Regions from separate parts of the Homo sapiens genome. Here region 1 is linked to region 2. Evidence: read pairs that join two places in POLR2A ChIA-PET (ENCODE). Cell type or tissue: endothelial cell of umbilical vein. All regions are shown on one strand.

Region 1 (5,000 bases), 490 kb before region 2:
AGACAACATGGCGCTGGTCAACGGGAGAGTTCATTTACATAATAAGATTAGGGCAGGGCGTCCAGCATTCCCGGTGCTATGTAAATCTCATACTTGATTGAACCAATCTGTGAGCCCTATGTAAATCAGACACCGTCTCCTCAAACCTGCCTTTAAAATGTGGCACATCTGCTGCCCGCTGGTCTTTTCCACTGGGAGACCTTTCTCTCTCGTAGAGTACTGTTTCTCTTTCTCTTCTCTTCTGCTTATTAAACCTCCACTCCTAAACTCCTCGTGTGTGTCCGTGCCCTAAATTTTCCTGGCACAAGACAAAGAACCCCAGGGTATGTCTTAGACAACACAGCTGCTTCAAAAGTAAGCAGCAGTCGTCATATCATGTAAAGTCATCCCTATTTTAGTACTTATCCCTAAAACAGGAGGACTATGCTTTAAAAATATAACCTTTACCCCTTTCCTCACTTTCCCTCCCCCCACCTTCTTTAAAAAACAAAAATAAAACTATAACTTAATACTACAATCACACTTTAAAAAACTAACAATAGGCCAGTCACCTTGGCTCCTGCCTGTAATCTCAGAACTTTGGGAGGCCAAGGTGGGAGGATTGCTTGAGCCCAGGAGTTTGAGACCAGCCTGGATAACATAGTGAGACCTCGTCTCTACGAAAACTAAACAAAATTAGCTGAGTGTCGTGGCACATGCCTTTAGTCCCAGAGGCTGAGGTGAGAGCATCCCTTGAGCCCAGGAGGTCAAGGCTGCAGTGAGCTGAGATCGCGCCACTGCACTCCAGCCTGGGCAACAGAGCCAGACCCTCAAAGCAAAACAAAGCAGGGAGATTTACTCTCTTTTTAATGTTTTCCTCTATTACTTTATCAGAAAAAAAAAATAAGGCTATTAACATTTAAAATTTGTTCTCAAAAACATTAGTCCACAGGTGAGCATGCCCCAAATACCCAGAGGAAAAAGGCCAGTCGGGCACACAGCCTAACCCAGTGGAGATGGGTAAGCCCCTGCAGCAAGGGGTGAGGATGGCCTCAGAGCCAGGACAGTGACGGGGTGGGTGAGGCCTGGGCCTCCTGGCCAGCTCCCCTCTGAGGAGCTTTGCCTGTCTGTCTTCTCTGCAGGAGCCTTCCTCCGTGTGTCTTGCCAATGGCAAGAGGCGAGGGAACTCAGCGGGGAGCCAAGCTGCTCATGGGTGACAGGCCCCGAACCAGAGACAGGCCCTCAGCCAATCTCCGCCTCCCTCCCTCCCTTCCTCCCTCCCTCTCTTTCTCTTTGTCTCTCTCTGACACGCACACACTCCCAGGGAGAGGACTCTGGTCTAATTATATCCTGGGAAGTGGGGCATGTTTCATGGCATGTTTAACTCCTGAGAGCCTTGTGCTAAAACCCTGCCTGGATGGGTCTAGACAGCTCAAGGCAATGACTTGAAAGGGGGCCATTCTTGTAAGCTGGAGAGACAGCCCAGGGGGTGCCCACCTCACACGAGAGCTTGGTCGGTTGCCTGCAATGGTCAGGAGGTGATGAGGCTGCAGGGTGAGGGAGGCCCTGCAGGCAGCAGCTCACACAGAGGCAGGGCCTGTGGCATCACAGAACCCCAGACTCCGCACACTGGCCAGGCCTTTGTCCACACAGCAGGCGCCAAGGAAGAGCTCTGTGCCTCTGTGGGGCTGGCATCAATGCCTGTCTCCTTTTTCCTGAGGTTCCACAGTGCAAGCCACCTGTGCCCACCTGGCTCATGGGATTGCAATGATGAAGGTGGAGAAGGCGGGGCCTTTGGATGGTCCCTCCATGACCTCTGCCAGGGCTGGGGCCTCACAAAGGGACGAAGTGAACAAAAGTCAGGAGGGCCTTTGCAGAGCATCCGTTCCGCTGTGAGGAACGGCCAGCGGCCACCTGACCCAGCCCAGGCCTTCTGTAGATGGCAGCAACTCCAGGGGGGTCAGTGACTGCCCCACTAAGGCAGTTGCTTGGAGCACTGACGCAGATCCAGAGAGCCAACCCCCAACCCTGAACTCTCACTAAGGTTAGGACAGGCTTTCCATTGGGAGAAGGCTGCAAGGTGACCCGCCTGGAGCCCCTCAAGAACACAGGGCTTCTCCAGTCACGGGGCAGGGGGCAGGGCCGGGCTACAGAAGGCTATGGACGCTGGACTTGACCACTGGGCGGCGGGAGCCACATGAACTTCTTGAGCAGGGGTGTCTGCAGGACCAAAGTCCAGCAGTGATACTTAAGAGAACTTAGGATGTAGAGAGCTGGGAGGAAGCCCAGGCTGGAAGCAGCTGCAGCTGCCCAGGAGTGAGAAAATGCAGATCTGGAGAGAGGTCAGGGGAATGAATCAGGTTCAAGATGCACTGTGAGGAGCAAACTGCAGAGACTCCAGCTGACTCCACGGACGTCAGTTGAGCGGCTGACTCAGGCCCATGCTTGTGTCTGGGAGCAGGAAACTGACTCTGGCTAGTTTAAGCAGCGGGGAATTTAATGGAAGTCCACAGTGGGGAGAGCTCACAGAATGGACAATAGACAGGGGGAAACCAGGCTTGGGAAAATCAGGAAGTGAGGGCTCTGGGGACGGAAGCCAGTCAGCCAGTCTCGGCCAGGACCCCGGGGCCACAGCCACTGCTGCCGCACCTGCTTTTATAAAGGACCTCTTACCACCAGTGTCCTCATCTCACTCACTCAGGAGCCAAAGCCCTAGGCAAGAACAACCAATTGGCCAGGGGACGCCACATTCCTGTCCCAGGTTGGGGCTGGCTGGGAAGGATATGACCCCTTTGGCCCTCCTTGAGGGAAGCGGGCATAAGGCGATCTCCTCCAAGGAGGTCAGGGTGCTCTTAGGATGGGGCACTGGATGCCCCCAAAATACAGCCAGCCTCCACCTGGCCTTGTCACCATTCCACTGGTTCCCCAACTTGCTGAGCCCTTTCCCCACCCTCTTCCTCTCCTGAAACTGCTCCCCAGGGCTTCTCCCCCATTTGTGCTGCATCCAATGCCGCTGCAGACGGCAGCTGGGTGTGTTGGCCTCCAAGCTTCCAGGGCTCTTGAGGAAGGTCCTGGCTCTGTAGGCCCCTCCCTCCCTCAGTTTACCCTTCATACTGTCCCACAACAAGCTTCCCATCTCCCTCAGCATGAAGCCTGATGTCCTTCCAGGGTGCCCAGGCCTTTCATGCATCTGCCACACCTGCTTGCCACAGTCTTTCCCACAGCAGACACAAACTTACTTTTGGGGTGCTTCTGCCTGAAAGTCCTCTGAACCCCATCCACCAGCCATCTTGTCCCACTGGGGCTGGCCAACCCCTCCTCAGCCTGCAGGTCCCCTATCTCCCTCCTCAGGTTTCTAAGTGCTCCTTCTCCTTGATCCCACCACGTTTGTACATATCTCAACCAATGCATTTATTCCCCCCAGAAATATCACATTTTGTGCCATTTGCTTGCAATCCTTTTTCCCTTTTAATGACCACTCCTGGTTCCATTCCTTTCCCCTCCCATTTTTGCAGGTAGCACTTTTCCTGAATTTGGTGTGTCGCTTTCCAATCCATTCCAGCTTCTTTTACACACCTATGCCTCCACAACCAGTTCCTGGTGCAGCCTTTGGCAGTGTTGGTTTTCGTCCCATTGACAAGAGTCATCGGGCTCCAGGCGCCATTACAGGCCTTCGCTTTTCCTGCTCAGCACCCTCCAGGCGATCCGCAGGCTATGCAGTGGCCAGTCTTCTGTCAGCCGTGTGGCATCTCTCCTCAAAGGACAGAACCTGTGTCTTTTCTGCTCTGTGTTCCCAATTAGGTGCTCGAGAAATATTTTTGAATGAATATTTGCATGACTCAAGACTCATTTTCAGTATTTCTATTGGAAATGTCACATCCATGCCCAATTACACGGCTTCCTTCCCACCTTCCGTCTCCCTCATGGCCTGCCTTTTTTTGAGTTCTAGGTTTTATATTTATTTTTGTTTTATTTTTTGAGTTAGGGTCTCACTCTGTCACCCAGGCTGGAGTGCAGTGGTGCAATCTCGGCTCGCTGCAGCCTCAACCTCCTGGGCTCAAGCCATCCTCCCACCTCAGTGTCTCGAGTAGCTGGGACTACAGGCATGCACCACCACATCTGGCTAATTTTTTTTTTTTTTTTTTGAGACGGAGTCTCACTCTGTCGCCAGGCTGGAGTGCAGTGGCGCAATCTCGGCTCACTGCAACCTCCGCCTCCCAGGTTCAAGCAATTCTCCTGCCTCAGCCTCTCGAGTAGCTGGGACTACAGGCATGCACCACCACACCCAGCCAATTTTTGTATTTTTAGTAGAGATGGGGTTTCACCATGTTGGCCAGGATGGTCTCGATCCCCTGACCTTGTGATCCGCCTGCCTCAACCTCCCAAAGTGCTGGGATTACAGGCGTGAGCCACTGCACCCGGCCATATCTGGCTAATTTTTAAAATTTTTTGTAGAGATGAATGTCTCACTATGTTGCCCAGGCTGGTCTTGAACTCCTGGACTCAAGCAATCCTCTCACCTTGGTCTCCCAAATTGCTGGGATTACAGACGTGAGCCACTGCACCCAGCTTGTGTTCTAGGTTATAAATCTACCCTCTCTTTCACCCTTCCCTGCAGCTCTCTCCTCCTCATCCAACATCTTCAGTCATGCTGATCTTTTGGAGAACATTTGAACATAAATTTGAAAAATATAAAATGAGGCCAGGCATGGTGGCTCACACCTGTAATCCCAGCACTTTGGGAAGCCGAGGCAGGTGGATTACCTGAGGTCAGGAGTTTGAGACCAGCCTGACCAACATGGAGAAACCCTGTCTCTACTAAAAATACAAAATTAGCCTGGCACAGTGGTGCATGCCTGTAATCCCAGCTACTTGGGAGGCTGAGGCAGGAGAATCACTTGAACCCGGGAGGTGGAGGTTGCCGCGAGCCGAGATCATGCCATTGCACTCCAGCCTGGGCAACAAGAGCGAAACTCCGCCTCGAAAAATATATATATATATATGTATATATATATGTGTAT
Region 2 (5,000 bases):
CTAATTTTGTATTTTTCGTAGAGATGGGGTTTCTTCATGTTGGTCAGGCTGGTCTCAAACTCCCAACCTCAGGTGATCTGCCCGCCTCGACCTCCCAAAGTGCTGGGATTACAGGCGTGAGCCACCGCGCCTGGCCTGCATCTTCTATTCTTCCAGGCACTTATGTTCTTTTGCAACTCCCCAAACTGCCTATTGCTGTCCACTGCAGACTTACTAGCCTGGCAATTGCCCTTTCTTTCTCTCTCCCCACAGACCTCCCATGTCTTGTTTCCTACAAGTCTTATACAAGTTGGTAACCTGATTCATATTTACATATTAATGACTGACAGCTGCCAGGGGAATTAGAAGAGGTTTGGGAAAGGCCTCTCCCTGCAGCTTTGAAATTCCCACCTGGGCAACAACTTAATTAGCTGATCTCCAAGAGTGTTCCTAATCAAATTAATTGACAAGTACTGTACAGTGAAAAAGATTAGATTGCTTAAACATAAAGTAGTTCTTTATTTAGGGAGCCATTGTTTAGATTTCTGTCTTCCATGTGGAAATTTTTTTTAAATTCAGAGTTGAAGTCAGCATTAGGAGACTAGTTCCAAAATCACAGATTCAGAAACTCATCTTTTTTACTAGCTTTGTTGCTGCTAGATATCCTATATGTACTTTTTTTTTTTTTTTTTTTTGAGACAGGGTCTCACTCTGTCACCCAGGCTGGAGTGCAGTGGCACAATCTCGGCTCACTGCAACTTCCACCTCCTGGGTTCAAGCGATTCTGGGCCTCAGCCACCCAAGTAGCTGGGATTACGGGCATGCACCACCAAACCTGGCTGATTTTTTTTTGTATTTTTAGTAGAGACGGCCTGACCCTGTTGGTCAGGCTGGTCTCAAACTCCTGGCCACAAGTCTGTCACTCTGTCATGGCCTCCCAGAGTGCTAAGAGTACAGGCGTGAGCCACCGTACCTGGCCTATTCTTTTCAATTAAATAAATTTTAAAAATTTCCACGTGTATATGAACATATACTGTGCATCATTTAGTAAATGTATTTGCTCACTTATTTTGCTTATATAAATGGTGACCAAAACTTTTTGACTAGTAACTATACATTTAAGGGTGCAGACAGTGATGCTCCCTTTTCATTATTTGGTTAAATTGTGAACATTAAATTGTACCTATGTATCAGAACTTAATAAATCAGAGATAAAACTCATGTAATTTGGTGAACTCTACTTATTCTTTCTGATCCATATAAAGTAGATCTTTCCGGCCAGGCACAGTGGCTCACATCTGTAATCCCAGCGCTTTGGGACGCCGAGGCGGGTGGATCACCTGAGGTCGGGAGTTCAAGACCAGCCTGACCAACGTGGTGAAACCCCGTCTCTACTGAAAATACAAAATTAGGTGGGCATGGTGGCACATGCTTGTAATCCCAGCTACTTGGGAGGCTGAGGCAGGAGAATCGCTTGAACCCGGGAGGCAGAGGTTGCAGTGAGCCGAGATCACGCCATTGCACTCCAGCCTGGGTAACAAGAGTGCAACTCCGTCTCAAAAAAAAAAGTAGATCTTTTTGATTACCTGTGGATTCTTCATGCATTTGTTTATGCTGTATGATAATCATTCAGTTATTAATTATGGATTTATTAGGTATGTTTTATAGGCTTACCACTTGCCTAAGAGAAATGTATGATAATCTTAGTTTCTTTTGTGTGGTTTTTTTTTTTTTTTTGAGACAGAGTCTCACTCTGTTGCCCAGGCTGGAGTGCAGTGGCGAGACCTTGGTTCACTGCAAGCTCCGCCTCCTGGGTTCAAGCCGTTCTCCCGTCTCAGCCTCCCAAGTAGCTGGGACTACAGGCGCCCACCACCACACCCGGCTAATTTTGTTTTTGTAATTTTAGTAGAGACAGGGTTTCACCATGTTAGCCAGAATGGTCTCAATCTCTTGACCTCATGATCCGCCTGCCTCGGCCTCCCAAAGTGCTGGGATTACAGGCGTGAGCCACCAGCCAGGCCAGACAATTTTAGTTTCTAAACAACAAAAAAAAGGATACATACTCTGACAAATGTATCTTTGGTGACAGTGTTTCTGAATCACAGAATGGACTATCCTGGAAAATCTAAAACACAATATTGCCAAATATATGAATTACTGAAAAAATAAAGTCATTGTATAGGACAATGATAAAAAGCAATTTATTGAATGCATATAATGTGTCAAGCACTCTATATATATTATACCTAATTTTTATGGCAATCTTGCAAGATGGCTGATATTATTTCCATTTTATAGATATAGAACCTAAGGTTTTGGGGTAGGAGTGGAGGGAGAGGTTTATATAACTTGTCTAAGATCAATGGCTGTTCTGTGCCAGAGCTGGGTCTCAAATTCTTTTTTTTTTTTTTTTTTTTTTTGAGACGGAATCTCGCTCTGTCACCCAGGCTGGAGTGCAGTGGCACGATCTTGGCTCACTGAAAGCTCCACCACCCGGGTTGATGCCATTCTCCTGCCTCAGCCTCCTGAGTAGCTGGGACTACAGGCACCTGCCACCACACCTGGCTAATTTTTTTGTATTTTTAGTAGAGACAGGGTTTCACCATGTTAACCAGGCTCGTCTCGAACTCCTGACCTTGTGATCCACCTGCCTCGGTCTCCCAAAGTGCTGGGATTACAGGCATGAGCCACCACACCCGACCTAGCTGGGTCTCAGATTCAAAGCTGGTCTAACATCAAAGCCCGTGCTCCTTCTCTAACAACCTATTATCTCAAATAACTTATGATGTCCTAGTGAGTCCTAGCATACAGTACTTGTGGTTAAGAAAGGATGGAGAGGGAATTCAGGAGTGAGTCAGATAGACCTGGATTGAATATTGGCTATACTGTCTCTATCACTTAATAGTTGTATGACTTTGGCATGACATCTCTAAGCCTTCATTTTTTTCTGAGTAAAATGTGCTTAGTAATAGCTACTTCAAAGGATACTCAGAGGATTAAATGAGATATTGTATGCATTACCCTTGACACAGTGCCTAGCACATACTAAGCAATCAAAAATTGCTATCTGCTATTTTTGTTGTGATTTTATAGTAGCAGTTAAAAGTGACATTGATATATTCTAGTAAAAATGTTGTCGTTGGCCCGGCTTGATGGCTCATTCCTGAAATCCCAGAGCTTAGGGAGGCCGAGGCAGAAGGATTGCTTCAGGCCAAAAACTCAAGACCAGCCTAGACAACATAGTGAGATCCCCATCTCTACCAAAACAAAACAAAACAACAACAACAAAAAACCTAGCAAGAAATGGTGGCACATGCCTGTAGTCCCAGCTACTTGGGAGGCTGAGGCAGGAGAATCGCTTGAACCTGGGAGGCGGAGGTTGCGGTGAGCCAAGATCTTACCACTGCACTCCAGCCTGGGCCACAGAGCAAGACCCTGTCTAAAAAAAAAAAAAAAAAAAAAAAAAAAATGCCAAGGGGCAGGAGAAGGAGTGGGGAGTGTGGCTAGAGAAGAAAGCCAAAAGAATGTATAGGAAGCTAATGAGTAGATGACAGACAGAGTGGCCACCGTTTTGAAGGCTGTGTTAAAGAGTTTTTGTTGTTGTTATTTTTTGTTTCTTTGTTTGTTTTTTGAGACAGGGTTTCACCTGTCGCCCAGGCTGGAGTGCAGTGGTGTAATCTGGGCTCACTGCAACCTCTGCCTCCTGGGTTCAAGTGATTCTCCTGCCTCCGCCTCTCAAGTAGCTGGGATTACGGGCATATGCCACCACGCCCAGCTAATTTTGTGTTTTTATTTTTTATTTTATTTTATTTATATTTATTTGTTTATTTTGAGACAGAGGCTTGCTCTTTTGCCCAGACTGGAGTGCAGTGGCACGGTCTTGGCTCACTGTAACCTCTGTCTCCCAGGTTCAAGTGATTCTCCTGCCTCAGCCTCCTGAGTAGCTGGGATTACAGGCACCCGCCACCACGCCTAGCTAATTTTTTGTATTTTTAGTAGAGACGGGGTTTCACCATGTTGGCCAAGCTGGTCTTGAACTCCTGTCCTCAAGTAATCCACCCGCCTCGGCCTCCCAAAGTGCTGGGATTATAAGCGTGAGCCACTGCACCAGCCTATTTTATTTTATTATTATTATTATTTTGAGACAAAGTCTCACTCTGTCGCCCAGGCTGGAGTGCAGTGGTGCAATCTCAGCTCACTGCAACCTCCACCTCCTGGTTCAAGCGATTCTCCTGCCTCAGCCTCCTGAGTAGCTGGGATTACAGGCGAGCGCCACCATGCCCAGCTAATTTTTATATTTTTGGTAGAGACAGAGTTTCACCATGTTGGCTAGGCTGATCTCGAACTCCTGACCTCAAGTGATCCGCCTGCCTCTGCCTCCTGAAGTGCTGGGATTACAGGCATGAGCCACCACGCCTGGCCTGAAATGGTTTTTCAGATGTATTTTTAAATTTGCAAATTGTGGCTGCACTGTTGATAATTAGTCATTACTCGTGAACGTCTTTCATCCCAGCGTGGTAGAAGCCTTTATGGGTATTAAAGTTCATAACACCCCGACAGACAGCTTATAGGTAATTAAACTCTGTGATCTACCCACTTGATATATGAATCAGTTCTTAGTTAATACTCTTTTACGTATTTCAAATGAAATAAAAAATTTAAATAGCAGTAATAATGGCACAAGCGCCAGAGAAATACAAAGGAGTTTAAAATCACCATGAAAAAAACTTCTAAATTTAAAAATAGACCTATTTTAGAAATGTGTGAAATGTTATGCTTGAATGAGTTTAAGATGAACCTAGAATATTAAAAATTCATTCCTCAAAAAATATTTTTGGAGGCCCACAGCGTGTCAGACACTGTGTATCAGACACTGTGCTAAAGGTGGCTACACAATCATACATAAGAATTGTCAGCACCGGCCGGGTGCGGTGGCTCACGCCTGTAATCCCAGCACTTTGAGAGGCCTAAATGGGCGGATCACATGAGGCCAGGAGTTCGAGACCAGCCTGGCTAAACTG

Evidence for each region. Peaks named below come from ENCODE experiments on the same cell type or tissue, not always from the same donor. Only the 100,000 strongest peaks of a DNase experiment are listed, where the experiment ranks them.
Region 1: POLR2A ChIA-PET joins it to region 2 with 8 read pairs; 3 of 35 experiments call an interaction of 5 or more read pairs at or near these places.

The regions. Positions count from the first base shown.
Region 1 is chr14:35,381,974-35,386,973 of GRCh38, reverse strand. No RefSeq gene overlaps it. Among named protein-coding and RNA genes, the nearest start is that of NFKBIA, 20 kb to the left of the region's middle. RefSeq lists enhancers at 974-1,496, 1,276-1,941. In endothelial cell of umbilical vein, a CTCF peak has its summit at 2,097; a DNase peak (open chromatin) is centred at 2,363; H3K27ac peaks cover 2,354 bases.
Region 2 is chr14:34,896,392-34,901,391 of GRCh38, reverse strand. No RefSeq gene overlaps it. Among named protein-coding and RNA genes, the nearest start is that of BAZ1A, 24 kb to the right of the region's middle. In endothelial cell of umbilical vein, no CTCF peak of the experiment used is centred here; no DNase peak of the experiment used is centred here.